Regions from separate parts of the Homo sapiens genome. Here region 1 is linked to region 2. A link is a loop called in an ENCODE intact Hi-C map of the cell type or tissue named here. Cell type or tissue: mucosa of descending colon. All regions are shown on one strand. Region 1 overlaps MAST2 (microtubule associated serine/threonine kinase 2). Region 2 overlaps MAST2 (microtubule associated serine/threonine kinase 2).

Region 1 (8,000 bases), 61 kb after region 2:
CTCCCTGAGGACAGGGATTTTATTGCTTTATGTTCACTGCTTTGTTTCCCATGCCCAAAACAGTGTCCTAGCAGATAGTACGTAATCAAATAATGTTGAATATAAGAAAAGGAAGACAGAAAGAAATGGGAGAAGGGCTATTTTCCTCAACCTGAACAAACCATTTAACTTGTTTTGGACTCAAATTTTCCCATCGTGTAAAATGTGAGGTTTGAACTTTTTTACCTCCTAAGAGTTCTAGCACTCTGCCATGCTATGGGGTGGTCACAGGTCATAGTTCACAAGGCTGTCCAATGGTCAGGATGGGCACACAACTTATAATAGCCTCAAAAATCCAAGTACTGATAACCTACCCTCCTTTCTCCTGACATTTTGAATACAACAGAAATCTGTGATATTTATTTTACTCTTCTCTGTGACAGAACCAAGACTCTTACTCCATTTCTCCCCATTATTAAGGAGTAAGGTATGCGTTTTACCATTTGGCCAGAAGCAATTGTCAAGGCCCAGATTCACAGCAAGTTTCCTTACCTCCACGGCAGTGGGCGGCTGGAACAAGGAGTGCCAGGACTGCTGTGGGCTCGTGGGTTCAGGAAAATGGCAAGAGGAGAAGTAGCCAAAGCACAATCAGCACTAAATGGGACTTTAGTGAGGAAGAGGGCTGGAGCAGATGTGGGTGAAAACATGTGCTGGTTTACTTCAGCTCCTCGGCAAAGGGTAGAGATTCTGACAAGGTACCACAATAGGAAAAAAACAAGGTCAGTGATAACTTTTCAACCAAAAAGAAACATATTCAAAGTGGCTTGGTTTAGGCAAAAAGCTCAAGAAAAGTAAGTGGTCAAAAATCATTCTCCAATATCATACTTCAGTACCAATGTTGGTACAGGATGACAACAGAGACAAAAACTTAATCCATAAAATTAAAATACAACATTTAAGATTTGGCTATTCAACATATTTGTTATTTATTTTTATTTTTATTTTTTGAGACAGAGTTTTGCTCTTGTTGCCCAGGCTAGAGTGCAATGGCACGATCTTGGCTCACTGCAACCTCTGCCTCCTGGGTTCAAGCGATTCTCCTGCCTCAGCCTCCCAAGTAGCTGGGATTACAGGCATGCACCACCACACCCAGCTAATTTTGTATTTTTAGTACAAACAGGGTTTCATCATGTTGGTCAGTCTGGTCTCGAACTCCTGACCTCGAGTGATCCACCCGCCTCGGCCTCCTAAAAGTGCTGGGATTACAGATGTAAGCCACCGTGCCCAGCCTGAAGTATTTAGAATTGGTTTCTGGGCAAACCAAACACTGCAAATTTACTACATCAATTAGCAGGCAACAGTTAATATTTAATATTCAATGACTAAAACTTCCTAAAGAAATGTATATGTCCCTAAGAGTAAAACATTCTGAATAGTTTATAAATTATTGATTATATCAACAATAATACCAATTTGTTTAGCTAACATTTCTCTAATGAATGTATCATATAATGTCAGTTAACTATGTATTTTGCTTCTACTTAAATTTTAGATTCCCAGGTTATTTTTTCCCATAAAAACAATCTAGCCATTTTGATATGTTAAGTCCTATCGAAGATTATTAAATAAATAAGATCATTAGATTGAAAACAGGTAATAAATAGATTTCTAATTTGCTACCATTAGTAGAAACGACACATGATAAAAATAATATTCATAATATTTAATTTGCTACCTTATTGGCATGGCTTTCTATACACACACCATTATTTAATTTCCAAGGTAAAAAAATTACTTAAGTATCACATAAGTACCTGATCTAATTCAAAATGATAACATTGTTAGTTTCTCGTATTGTTATTTCTGACTGTTTATAATATGGATACAGTGACATTCTACTTGTGCTTGCTTACATATATTCAAAGGAAATCTTCACTTTCCTAGTCATTATCACTCTAGTGGTCTTCAGTTTACTTCTCAGGTGGGTACACAATATGGGGTAGTAACAGGATAGAAAATAGGAGGGCACACAACTATTTAAAATTACAGTTATGCCCACATTTCCACAAACTCAACATTTTTTTAAAGTTAAAAGAAGTAAAAATGTTAATTTTAAGTTAATTTCTCATTTTCAAAAAGAATTTTCACTCTTCCAAAGAACTATTTCAAAGTTAAGCTCCTTCATATATATGTTAGAACTAATTAGAACATTAGACAGCACTTACTTGTTAACCTGAATAATATGCTTGTACAAAATTTTGAAGCCTTAAGTCTTATCACATAAAATGAGGTTTAGACATTTTGTTCAATATATAATTGAAATTATAAAAATCTATGAAAGCCAAACTTCATTTTCTTTCCTTTTTTTTTTTTTTTGAGACAGAGTCTCACTCTGTCACCCAGGCTGGAGTACAGTGGCGCCATCTCGGCTCACTGCAAGTTCCGCCTCCCAGGTTCACGCCATTCTCCTGCCTCAGCCTCCCGAGTAGCTGGGATTACAGGCGCCCGCCACCACGTCCGGCTAATTTTTTGTATTTTCAGTAGAGACAGAGTTTCACCGTGTTAGCCAGGATGGTCTCGATCTCCTGACCTCGTGATCCGCCCGCCTCGGCCTCCCAAAGTGCTGGGATTACTGGCGTAAGCCACCGCGCCTGGCCGGCAAATTTCATTTTCTTTTTGCCCCTAATTACTACTCTGCAAACTGGTTATACAATGGGTCTAGAGTCTAAAAAGGATTGTTTGAAACAGGAAAAGGTGATATACAAACTACTTATTAGCTCCTCAGGGGGTATTTTTCTAACTCAAAGTCAGTAAAACAGAGAAAATGATTACCAACAGCAGTGTACCCACATTTGAAGAGCATGATTTGCCAGGTATGGTAATCTCAGCACTCTAAGAGGCTGAGGCAAGAGGATCACTTGAGCTCAGGAGTTCCAGACCAGCCTGAGCAACATAGAGAGACCTTATTTCTACAAAAAAATTAAAAAATTAGCCAGGCTTGGTGGTGCATGCCTGTGGTCCCAGCTGCTGAGGTGGAAGGATCCCTTGGGCCCAGGAGGTCAAGGTTTAGTGAGCTGTGATAGCACCACTGCCCTCCCGCCTGGGCCATAAAGTAAGACACTCTCAAAAACAAAAACAGAACCATGATTTTTGACCATTTAAGTTTTCTTAAGCTACAAACTCCATTTAAAAATTTTTAATTTTGTTAACAAGTGACCTTTACTTTAAATAACACATTAGTTGATGAAGTCTGTTTTTAAATGGTCTTTTACTTCTGTGTCAGTATGGTAATAAAAGGTTTTTTTTAAAGTGTGTCAATACTACAACTATATACTTCAAACAAATCCTGTTTCTTAAGGTCTAATAGAATCATTAATTCAATCAATAAGCATCCACAGACACTGAAGGGCAACATCACAAAGGAAGCCCACTGAAGAAGCCTGTCTGTCTCAGGGCAAGCAGTTTGACTCAGGAAGAAAATCTGAAGTACACTCCCTTAGCCCTGTGGGTTAAACAAAGGCAGTTCAAGACAGATAATTGAGGTGAAATGAATTCTAGGTCTCTTCTTTCACTGGTTCTCTAATTTACTGATGAATTCACTTGGCACTTCTTCATTAAATAAGCCTGAGCTGCTCTTGGAAAAGTCACCCTGAAGAGGAAGCCTTCTTCCACTCCCAGCTTTGATATTCTCACCTAATAAAGTTTATTTCTATATTGGCCAATATAGAAATAAAATAGAGGTCACACCCTAAAGGACCCATGCTTGAATCTGCAAGGGCAGATCTGAGGTCCTGAGCTGACAGGCCATGGGCAGAAATACAATACCCTCTCTAGTCAAAGGAGGAGGTACTTTTTGTTTCCATTGGTTTCTCACATTCACGGGGTTTGTATTTGCAGCCTTGACACTAACTTTAAATAAACATTTGCTTTCAAGGGAAGAAAATAATTGTCTTCATTTTTTTACCCAGTTCTCCAAGTATTCAGGAACCCCTAAAATGACATCTAATTCAGTTTCTGGAATTGGAAACCTCATATGCCCCTGCCAAGGACCACTGTTTTGACCTTGAATTAATCAAGCCAGCTCAGCCCTCTTCCTGACAGGCATCTCCAAAACAGTCTTCATCCAAATGAACGAAGCTGTGTTAGTTGGCATTAGTTTTTTTTCCTGACATCTGCCAGTTTCCATAGAGACCCCAACCTCCTTACTGAATCCGCAGACATGGTGCTCCCAGTCTCTCTTGCCTCCGTTTCATCATTCTCCTGGCTACTCAAGTTTTGCCCTCACACTGGAGTCTTGGTAGGAAGTTCTCTCACACAAGGGGTATGCAGTTCTGTCAGCCAAAGGAAATTATAAAAGCTTCCCAAACTTACGGCAAAAATTAAAGTACTTTTCTTCAAAAACATGATCTTCAGAACACCCCTCCCATCCCCCCACAAAAGACCTAAGAGCCCACGAGGCAGCAGTGGGACAGTGACAAGTTCCAGATCCCAAATGAATCAGCTGTCCTCTGATCTGCCTGACATCATTCACACTCAGCCAGCAACAAATCAGAGCTACAGAAAGCACCTTGTTCCTGCGTCAGTGACAAGCACCAAACTCCCTCCCCCACAAATCAGTTGCAACCTCCAACCCTGAGGCCTGGCGGCAGTAAAAACTCTGGCAGAAATTATACATAGCAACTTGAAAACTCACACTGTGTCAGAAATACTATTAACCCAGAAGGCATGGGCCAGGCTAAACAGCTGTTGCAGTGGGCAAGGGACTGGAAGAAACTGGTAAAATAATGAGCGAAGACTATGTGGGCGTTTCTGCAGCATTATTCATTCTCAAACCCAAGCCTGAAGGAAGACTACAGGGCTTTAATGTTAGGGCTCAAAGCACAGTCATTATTCAAATGCCGAATCTGACCAACTTAACTAAACTGTACTCCTTCAGACAAAGTTCAGTGCCATTTTTTGTTCAATTTCTATTACTCTCTAATCATTCTTGTGGTAAGAAAAGCCATAAGGAAAGTTAAGAAAATAAGCCCAGAAACTAGCTTAATTTCATCCATTAATGTTTAAGGTAAGTTGCAGAAGACCTCTATTGAAGGGTAAGCTAAGCATACTTCTGTATGCTTTGGTTTCCCCACCTGTAAAATGAAGATCATTAAGGTACCTAATATATAGGTTGTGGTGAGGACTAATACATGTAAACAGCAAAGTGCCTAGCACAGAGAAAGCACTATAAAAGTGTTAGCTATTACTGTAAGTCTTGCCCTCTTGGAGCAATCTCCCAGTCTAAAGGAAGAGATTAGTCCCAACAAATAGGAAGACATCTGAGAAAAAGAACCTAGACTCAAGAAAACCAAGTGATCAAGTAAACTGTGGAGCTAAACCCTGGCAGCTAAGAGAGCCAAAGAGAAGCAAGTCTTGTCCCCTGCTTCAGCGGCTCTGCCAACTCTGAGGGGCTTCTCTCATTCACCTAGATGACAAAGCGTATCAAACTGTTTTTTCTAGGGTAATGTTCAAAGGACTAACTCATAGGCAAACCAGTGCTTTTTCAAATGTGGGTCACACCTCTTTAGTAAGACATTATATCAATTTAGGAAGTCAGGATCAACATTTTCTAAAAAGGGAAACTACCTGCACACAAAAAGTACATATACAAATGAAATAGAATAGAAAAGAAAATATTAGTCCTTCGCACACAGCAAGGGTAAGCACTGTTTTGTGAAATGTGTGTTTATGACATCCATTACTGAAATACATACAAATATACAAATGCGAACGTGTGTGATGGGTCATAATGTAAACTTTATTTGTTATTGAAGTCAAAGTCTAAAAAGTTTGAAAGCCACTGTTCTAATTACCCAAGCAAACTCACCCACCTAGTAGCCACAAGCCCTCACTTTTCCTCTCCATGTATTAGTCCAATTATTCAGCCCTCTCAGCACCCTCTTTTTTTCAGAATCCCCAGTTCAGTAGCAGGTCCTAAAGATAACTAGAACACCTTAGAAATCTAACAGTTCTCAACAAGTACTGGCTCCTACTTTGGAAAGCCTTGTGATGATATCAGGGTCAGTTGCCAAAAGCCCCAACCTTGGGTCTATCCTCCCATCCCCAGCTAAGGCTTGCAGTTATGGCTGAATCCTAAGTTTCTACTCAATATTCTCCAATTCTCTAATACCCGAGACCAGGCTACATAATAATAATAATAATAATAATAATAATAATAATAATAATAATAATATAACAATAATAATAATGACATAACAGCAACCAACATTTATTAAGTGCTTAACTATTAGGTTCTATTCTAAGCATTTTACACATTAATATTCATGTAGTACTCATCATAGCCATATGATATATGTACTATTATTCCATTATTATTATTTTTAAAATTATTATTATTTTTTAAAGACACAGAGAAGTTAAGATCATGCCAATGGTAAGTAGAAAAGTAGCATTTCCTCAATATGTTGGCACCTGGTTACCTATATATGAATTATACTAGCCAGAAGTGTCTTCAGCCAAGTTGGTAAACTGGAGCAGTCTAACTCAAGTTTCCAATGCTATAAATCACTGCGCTTTACCTTTCAGTAGAAATTTCTGACAACAGCAGCAAATGGATTCTTTCTAGCCTGCTCTGCATATATTGAAGAGCAGTACTATTGCAGAGCAGTACTCCTTGGGTGGAGGAGAGAGAACACGGAGCTCCTTAAATAATGCCAAAGTGAGAAAATATTTGTTTGATTTTTAGAGAATGAAAGCCATATTTTACATCCTTTATCTGACCAAAGAAGATATTACTTTTACCTCCAGGTAACACATCCCCACACAGAGTACTTTCTTTAGTGGCATTAGAATCCATTTGTGCCAATATTCCTGTGACTTTGCCAGGACTAGGAAGGCCTAACATTTCCCTGGGACTGGTGACAGGGCTCAATAATTTGCAGTATGGTGAAAGAAACACCTGCCTTCTCTTATTCATTCACACATTTATTTATTGACTGTAGAGCCAGAAGAAAGGCCTCTGCTATGGGCTTCTCACTTTAGAGATCCTGCAAAATAACACACACACACAAAACAAATTAATTAAAGAAATGGGGTTTCCTCTGTCACAAGATTCTGCACTGGCAAAGCAGAACCCTAAAAATCCATTCTTGCAAATTGTACAGTTCAGACCACAGGAAAACCTTTGTCCACATATTTCTTCCCATGTCCTTTAAAAGAGAGGCAACTATATCAGAACGCCATTTATGGGCTGTGAAACTGCAAACTTCAGAGAACTCTGCCTGAGATTATGAAATATTTGAGGAGCACAGGGTGTCAGAATAAAAGACAAGACAAATTAACTGTTATATCCTTCCTGTCAAATAACATCAATATCATAGATACCTTTCCTAAGAAAGTATTGTCTCCTAACAGAGTCAAACATCCATTTATTTGATTTCTTCCTGTTCCAATTCACAGTTCTGAAGGTACTCATAATTTAGCTCACTATTCCTAACAGTAGCACACAGCAATTGAGGAACATTTTGCAGAATTAAGGAATTCACATTACTAGTAAATGTATTTATATGCAGGTCTAGAAATGGCACATGTAAGGCAAGGAACCAATTTATTACACTGATAAATGGTTGAACAGTTAATGCTAGAATTACAATTTATTTTTATAAAAATATGTACTTACAAAAATTTTTAATTCAGCTTATTTAAATTAATTTTGAATATTTAAAAGAAAAATAACTTTTAAAAGAATAAAAAACTTCCATTTTTTACGCTTTATATTTTTGATGAGAATATATTCAAACTTTGTACTCTGTGGATATAACTACGTCTTATTTTTAAATCCTACAGATCACTGAAAATGAGTACGTTGTGATCCCAACATAGACAGAAAAATAAGACAGTGGAGCTTAGAAGAGGAAAAAGAGAAAATCTACAAATAAGCTAGTCTGCTTAAATTTGGGGAAAAAAAAAAAAAACAACTGCACACAAAAAGTACTTACACAATTACTATCACTGAAGATTGG
Region 2 (8,000 bases):
TTTCCTTATAGCTTTACCAACTAAATATGCAACTCTAAACACTCTAGTTTTTCTCTCATACAATTTTAAAAGTGAGATATAACTTTCATGTAACATTTACCCTTAAGTGTGCAGTTTAGAGGTTTTTAGTATATTCACAAAGCTATGCAATCATAACCATTATATAATTCCAGAACATTTTTATCGCCCAAAAATGAATCTATACCTGTTAGCAGTCACTCTTCATTTCCCTCTACTCGAGTGTTAGCAGTCACTCTTCATTTCCATCTACACGAGCCCCTGGCTACTACTAATCTACTTTCTGCCTCTATGAAATTGTGTATCCTGGACATTTCATAGAAATGAGATTATATAATATGTGTCCGTTTGTGTTCTAGTTTGCTTGTTTCTGTACTTTACGTAAGAAAACACCAAGCTGTTTTGCAAAATAGTTGTATTAATTTATACACTCACCAGCAGCACTTATGGATTCCTACTGTTTCACATACTCATCTATACTTGGTTTTGTCACTCTTTAAGCCATTATTGGTCATATAATATCTTTTTGTGATTTTATTTTGCATTTTCTTTCTTTCTTTTTTGAGACAGAGTCTCGCTCTGTTGCCCAGGCTGGAGTGCAGTGCCGTGATCTTTGCTCACTGCAACCTCTGCCTCCCAGGTTGAAGTAATTCTTTTGCCTCGGCCTCCTGAGTAGCTGGGATTACAGGTGTGCGCCACCATGCCCAGCTAATTTTTTTGTATTTTTAGTACGGACAAGGTTTTGCCCTGTTGGCCAGGCTGGTCTTGAACTTCTGGCCTCAAGTGATCTGCCCACCTCGGTCTCCCAAAAGGTTGGCATTACAGGCGTGAGCCACCGCACCCAGCTTCTTTTGCATTTTCATAATTACTAATGAGAGTAAATTATCTTTTCATGCATTTATTGACCACTTGGATCTCTTTTGTGTGAACTGTCCAAGTCCCTTGGCCATTTTTCAATCATACTATCTTTTTATTTTATTGATGTACAGGTTTTTTTGTGTGGTTTTTGTTTTTGTTTTTTAAATATAAGAGATAGGGTTTCACTATGTTGCCCAGGCTGGTCTCGAACTCCTCGGCTCAAGTGATCCGCCCACCTAAGGCTCCCGCAGTGCTAGGATTATAGGAGCCACCTGTGCTGGCCCCAGGAGTTCTTTATATATTCTGAACCCAAGTCCTTTGTTACTTTTATGTGTCACATTATCTTCTCGCACCTTGTGGCTTCTCGTTTCACTCTTTTCATAGTATCTTTTGATAACCAGAACTTTTTTTTTTTTTTTTGAGACAAGAGTCTTGCTCTGTCACTCAGGCTAGAGTGTAGTGGCGCGATCTTGACTCACTGCAACCTCCGCCTCCTGGGTTCAAGCGATTCTCCTGCCTCAGCCTCCCGAGTAGCTGGGATTACAGACACATGCCACCATGCTTGGCTAATTTTTTTGTACTTTTAGTAGAGACGGGGTTTCACCGTCTTAGCCAGGATGGTCTCGATCTCTTGACCTTGTGATCCGCCCGCCTCGGCCTCCCAAAGTGCTGGGATTACAGGCGTGAGCCACTGCACCCGGCCTTTTTGTTTGTTTGTTTGTTTGTTTGTTTGAGATAGAGTTTCCCTCTTGTCGCCCAAGCTGGAATGCAATGGCGCCACCTCGGCTCATTGCAACCTCCACCTCCCGGGTTCAACCCATTCTCCTGCCTCAGCCTCCTGAGTAGCTGGGATTATAGGCGCCCGCCAGCACGCCTGGCTAATTTTTGTATTTTTAGTAGAGACCGGGTTTCACCATGTCAGCCAGGCTGGTCTCGAACTCCTGACCTCAGGTGATCCACCCGCCTTGGCCTCCCAAAGTGCTGGGAATACAGGCATGAGCCACGTGCCCGGTGAAATTCTTCATTTTAAATGTAGTCAAATTTAGGAATCTTATCCTTTATATCCTGTTTTTAAAAAATTTCCCTATTTTAAGGCCATGCAGATTTTCTTCTGTACACCTTCTAAAAGTTTTACTGTATTACCTTTCACATTTAAAATTATAATTCACCTGGAATTGATTTTCTTGTGAAGAGCCACGTTTTCCAATTTCTCTATACAAACATCCAATGGATTTTGCCTACAGCTCTATAGTGCCACTTTTGTCATAAATCAAGTGTCTGAATACGTGTAAATTTGATCCTGGGTTCGTCTTCCTCCCCCTAACTCTTCTCTTCCTATTAGTATTCCTTATCTAAGTTAAGGGTATCAACACATGGCATTAATCACTCAGGGAATCTGAAGACAATCAATCCACATGCCACTGATTTAATCTCTTACATTTTTCTCATAGTCATATATTTTCTTTATTTCAAACATTCCCCTAACATCTTGATAATGGCAATGGCCTCTTAACTGGTCTTCCAACTGCCAGCACTGCCCTCTGTTAATAACTTTTATTTTAACATTTTTATCGTACAATTCACAAATTCTTATGGCCAAAAACCGTAGCAAATTGAATAAAAAGTTAAAGCTGCTTTTTTACTTTTTTCCACAGGTAATCACCACTAGAACAATGTGATTTTAATGTTTCCAGAGTTTTCCTTGCATTCTTCTCACATGTTGTGGCCCCTGAGTAGCTGGGATTACAGGCATGTGCCACTATGCCTGGATAATTTTTGTATTTTTAATAGAGATGGGGTTTTATCATGTCGACCAGGCTGGTCTCCACCTCCTAACCTCAAGTGATCTGCCCACCTCAGCCTCCCAAAGTGTTGGGATTACAAGTGTGACTCACTGTGCCCGGACCACTTTGCCTCTTCAAGCCTTAAAGAGTATTTAGTTTTCCCCGGGTGTGGTGGCTCACACCTGTAATCCCAGCAATTTGGGAGGCTGAGGTGGGCGGATCACCTGAGGTCAGGAGTTCAAAAGCAGCCTGGCCAACATGGTGATACCCCGTCTCTACTAAAAATAAAAAAAAATTTGCTGGGTGTGGTGGTGCACACCTGCAGTCCCAGCTACTTGGGAGGCTAAGGCACAAGAATCACTTGAACCCAGGAGGTGGAGGTTGCGGTGAGCCGAAATTGCACCACTGCACTCCAGCCTGGGCAACAGAGAGAGATTCTGTTTCAAAAAAAAAAAAAAAGTATTCAGTTTTTAGATTAAAAAACCACCTTTGGCAAATCTTGCCTCCACAAGAAAATGAACATATATACAAAATTGGGAATATAATTTTAGGGGATTTATGGCACTTGTAAAACCACTCAGGGTCCATGGATCTTAGGTAAAAAAGAGTCCATGCCATGGACTCCTCATACCTCATCCCTTTAGCACTGCATATAGCCCTCCGTGACTTTCTGCCTACCCATCCATATTTGATTAGCAGTTTATAATCTAGTAACAAACGATCTGTACTTTTTTATGGTCTGTGTTTTTTTTTTTTTTTTGAGACAGAGTCTTGCTCTGTTTCACAGGCTGGAGAGCAGTGCAGTGGCGTGACCGCGGCTTACTGCAGCCGTGACTTCCTGTACTCAAGCGATCCTCCCTCCCACCTCAGCCTACTGAGCAGCTGGGACTACAAGTGTGTATTACCACACCTGGCTTTTTTTTTTTTTTTTTTTTTTTTTTGGAGAGACAGGGACTCACTATATTGCCTAGGCTAGTCTCAAACTCCTGACCTCAAGTGATCCTCCCACCTTGGCCTCCCAAAGTGTTGGAATTACAGGAGTGAGCCATCGTATCCAGGCAACTATAATGCTGTGGACTGTTAATTTCCTAATCATATAATTCTATTTCATACGGATCTTAGAATGAGCTTTCTACCTCATTCAATGAGCTACCTCCAAAAAGAACACCTTGCTTAATGACTAGCTTGGGTTACAAATCTTTACTTTTGTACTCCCAAGCACCCTGGACACACATTTAGTACAGCCCTTAACATACCCTGAACAGGTTGCAACTTGACTGTCCCCTGTGGATGCAGCTTCCTTGGCAGCTCTCTCAAATGATGGCTGTTGGATTTCACATGCCCTTTGTACCACTAGACCTAGAGGTGGGGTAGACATCCTGCTGGCTCATTTCATCTTCAGGCATTCTCCCTCTGTTCTCCATAAAAACACCCAGGTTTGAAATGATGTCATCAGACTACAACAACCATTACTCCTCCTTGCTAAAAGTCACATACAAACCTTTGGGAAATCCCCTTCACTCTTTAAGGATTTTATTCCTGTATCACTCACATTCTTTTTATCATGCCTTCTGTCAGGAGTAATTTCAGTATCTTCACACAATCTTTCCAAAATCCTAGCCTGAGAAGTTTCAGAAAGTCATATAGAAAAGCTGACTAGTCTCACTTTATGTGTATGATCACTAACTTTGGCTCTTCATACTACTGGAAATCAGACCATACTTCTTAGTGTACTCTTTCTCCCATCCTTTTAAAAGACTGTATCATACTTTATCCTCTCTCTTCAGGCTCAGCTAATCACCTCACTTTCCATTTTAGTGAGAAAAAAATATTTTTTTGAGACAGGGTCTTGCTCTTTCTCAAAATCACAATCACAGTTCCGTGCAATCACAGCTCACTGCAGCCTCGAACTCCTCAGACTCAGATGATCCTCCCACCTCAGCCTCCCAAGTAGCTGGAACTACAGGTATGCAACACCATGCCCAGCTAATTTTTGTATCATTTGTAGAGATGGGGTTTCACCATGTTGCCTAGGCTGGTCTCAAACTACTGGGCTGACATGATCTCCCGCCTTGGCCTCCTGAAGTGTGGGGATTACAGGCGTGAGCCACAGCACCTGGCCTCAACTAATCAGAGAAGAACTTCAATAAGCTATCTTTACCACATCTACCCAGCCATAATCTGCACTGTATTCCCCACATCCTCCCCTATTCCTAGAGAAGGACTGTTTGTGCTCCTAGCTAGGCTAACCTACTGCTTATTTACTAGATCCCATCCCCTCTCAACTATAGAAGGACACTGTGCCAGCCATTCTCCTTTCTCTTGCATTATCAGATCTTCTCTTGCTGTTGAATCACTTCCATCAGTGTATGTACATAGACACTGTTACTTTTTTCAAATAAGAAAACTCTCTTGATCTCTCTACCCATCTTTGCATTTCATTTCTGCTCTAACAGCAAAACTCCTTGACAAATTATTTAGTTATTATCTCCATTTTCTTTTTCCCTTTCTTTCTTGACTCACCAATTAGGTTTTGCCCCCACCATTCCATCAAAACAGCTAATCAATGTCAACACTGACATTACATTGCTACATCCCACTGGCAATACTCAGACTTCATGTCACTTGATCTGTCTATATCATTTGGCTCAGGTGATCACATGCTATTTCTGAAATACTCTTTTTATGTGGTTTCCAGGACACTATATATTCTAAGTTTTCCTCTTTCCTTTTGGGTCTCTCCTCATTCTTTTGGTCTCTGAAAACTGGAATGTCCCAGGGTTCAGTCCTTGTACCTTTAGTCCTTTCTGTCTATGTTCACTCCCTAGGTGATGACATCTAGACACACAGATTTAAGATCTTTTTATATGGTGAAAGTCCAACATTTGTATCTCTAGCCCTATTTTTTCCTTGAAATCAAGACAAACATACTGAATTATTCACACAGATGTCTGGAAGACATCTCAATATAGTTATCGAAGGTTCCCAAGGATTAAAGGTCCCAGGATCAAATGACTGTTTTTCAAAGGTGGGGTTTCTAGATGACACAAGCTATAGAAAGATTAGAGGTGGTGCTCAGAGAGCAGGAAGAAGGAAACTGAAATTATGGAGACAAGGTCTAAAGTACAGATCTAGGGCATAAGTGATTGAGGTAGGGTAGTGGAGAGGTTCACTGGAAGACAGGAGTTCAAAGAACAGAAAGTCTTAAGAACTGGAGTTATCAACTACGGGTGTATCGAAACCACCAAGAATAACACATTACAGCTCACAAACAGACTGAAAAAAAGAATAATACAGGAGTAGAACTGAAGAGAGTAATTGGAGTCAAGAGCTAAAATTTTTACAATTGCAATGTATGAAGAGTTTTACAGCTGCAATGATAGGTACTAAATGATACAAATTAATGATATGTAAGATTCTAAGTTTGGGGAGATTAGGGAGAAGACAGTGAAAATAATGAAAAAACAGAGGACATCTACCCTTACTACTAGACCCAATGCTTTGAGATTATGAGAAAAGGGTTAACACTTGAGTAGTCTGCAGATAATCAGTGTTCTAAGCTCTCCCTCTTCCCCTATGATTCCACTAGAACAGGAAGAAGAAAGAATGTTTAGAGAACAGATTACGAGACAGATCTTGCTGATAAAGAACTGGAATTCCAAAAGGTACACTGGAAGGGTTTCCAGAGTCAGGGAGGGATAAGACAGAGCAGGGAATGTTCAGAGGTTTAGATGAATTAAGCATGTAGATGATGGGGTGCGGGTAACCTGAGGGTTCCTGTGGCAATGGGCATAAACAGGAGTAAGGGATAATGAAATTAGCCCAAATAGATTCAATGCAGATAGAGGTGAGGAGTCTATACGTGTCAGGGAGTAAAGAGGGATGGATTACTGGCTGTAAGGGATGTAGCCGTCACATGACCTGCCACCCCTCTCCAAGACTACCCAATTAGTGGCCTGGGTCTAAAACTTTCCCTCATAAGGAAGCTGTGTGGCAAGCTGTCACTTGGCCACAGATTCTTCTTCCTTATTAGCAGAAACTTTTCCCCTCTTCTGGGTATGGAGTAAACTTCTTTGTATTGCTTAAGTGTGTGTGGCATGTGGCACACGGCCAGCCCCACCAGTGTATCTGCCCACCACAGGATGGAATGGGATCTTTGCCACTGGTGCACATCACAGACTCTGATCTTGTTGTATCTGTCCTTTCTGTGAGTGAAATGCTGTTCCAACCAGTGTGCTGAATGTTGAGTCCTCCTTGACAGCTTCAAACCCAAAGAAGATGCAGTGGGCCGAGGTCTGTGGACTCCTACTGACGGCTGGCATTATTACGATCTTAGTCATCTTCCATGCAGCAGGAGTCCTCACCTGGAATTGGCAGCTGGATCTTCCTGCTTGACACTAGGGCTTGAGCTTGACCTTGAATGATAGGGACTGAATGCTTTTATGGAAGGCACACTCTTAGTTCCAGAATACTCATGTAAAATCAATTAGATGATATGTAACAAACAACATTAAAATATGCATGCCTCCTGACCTATTGATCCTACTCCTAAAAATTTATACAGTTTATTCCAAGACTTATCAATTCCATGCCTCCATATATATGCCAGAAAAAGTCTGTGTACATATATACAAAAAGAATATGAAGAAGGATGTTTCTGTAGCATTGATGACTATAATAGTGGAAAAGTATAAACAATCTAAATGTCTATGCTGGTTATCAATTTAATGCCACTAAGCTTCAAATTAATCCTTCAATACCTGCTCTGAGATAAAGAAGAGAATTCCTTTAAGCATCATCTATCCTCTACAGTGAGCATGATGTTAAACTTTCTCAGTAGAGGGTATTGGAGGCACACTGCAGAAAGAACAGGCTCTTGGTGCTAATTCTAGCAACTGCATTATCAGTCAGTGGTGTGGGAACGTGGATATGTGGGTTGCTCTGCCCCAATCACACAGACACCTTTCCACAGCCTTACCTACAAAGATACTGTGTGCTCCAGGCCTGTCCCCACTGACTCTCTCTGTTTGCTTGCTCAACACCCCGACCCCCAGGATTTGTCTTTCACGTCCTTCCTGAGGACACAAAGTGCTCACAGCAGCACCTCTACTTTCTCTCTCTAGGCCTGACCACTGGCTGAGACTCACCTGTGCTCCAGAGGGCTATTCCCTGATTGCTGAGTAACTGTGGACCAGCTTTGGTCTGGGCAAACCAGAAAACATCTCTGCCATCCAGTGGGCTGCAACTACATCCAGTGGGCTGCAACTACAACAAGTCCTGAATCCAGCCTAGAGAATCCTCCTTCCAAGTTAGTTCTTCCTTGAGAACTCTCCTTCAGCT

What was found. Hi-C counts contacts between places; a loop is a spot of excess contacts. Peaks named below come from ENCODE experiments on the same cell type or tissue, not always from the same donor. Only the 100,000 strongest peaks of a DNase experiment are listed, where the experiment ranks them.
Region 1: a loop joins it to region 2, with 5 times the contacts of the local background. A loop is called at or near these places in 3 of 110 quality-filtered maps.

The regions. Positions count from the first base shown.
Region 1 is chr1:45,910,065-45,918,064 of GRCh38, reverse strand. The region is part of intron 4 of MAST2 (microtubule associated serine/threonine kinase 2); the gene reads right to left. Among named protein-coding and RNA genes, the nearest start is that of MAST2, 110 kb to the right of the region's middle. In mucosa of descending colon, no CTCF peak of the experiment used is centred here; a DNase peak (open chromatin) is centred at 4,583.
Region 2 is chr1:45,971,097-45,979,096 of GRCh38, reverse strand. All of the region lies in intron 5 of MAST2 (microtubule associated serine/threonine kinase 2), which reads right to left. Among named protein-coding and RNA genes, the nearest start is that of PIK3R3, 160 kb to the left of the region's middle. RefSeq lists a silencer at 3,417-3,536. In mucosa of descending colon, no CTCF peak of the experiment used is centred here; a DNase peak (open chromatin) is centred at 3,496.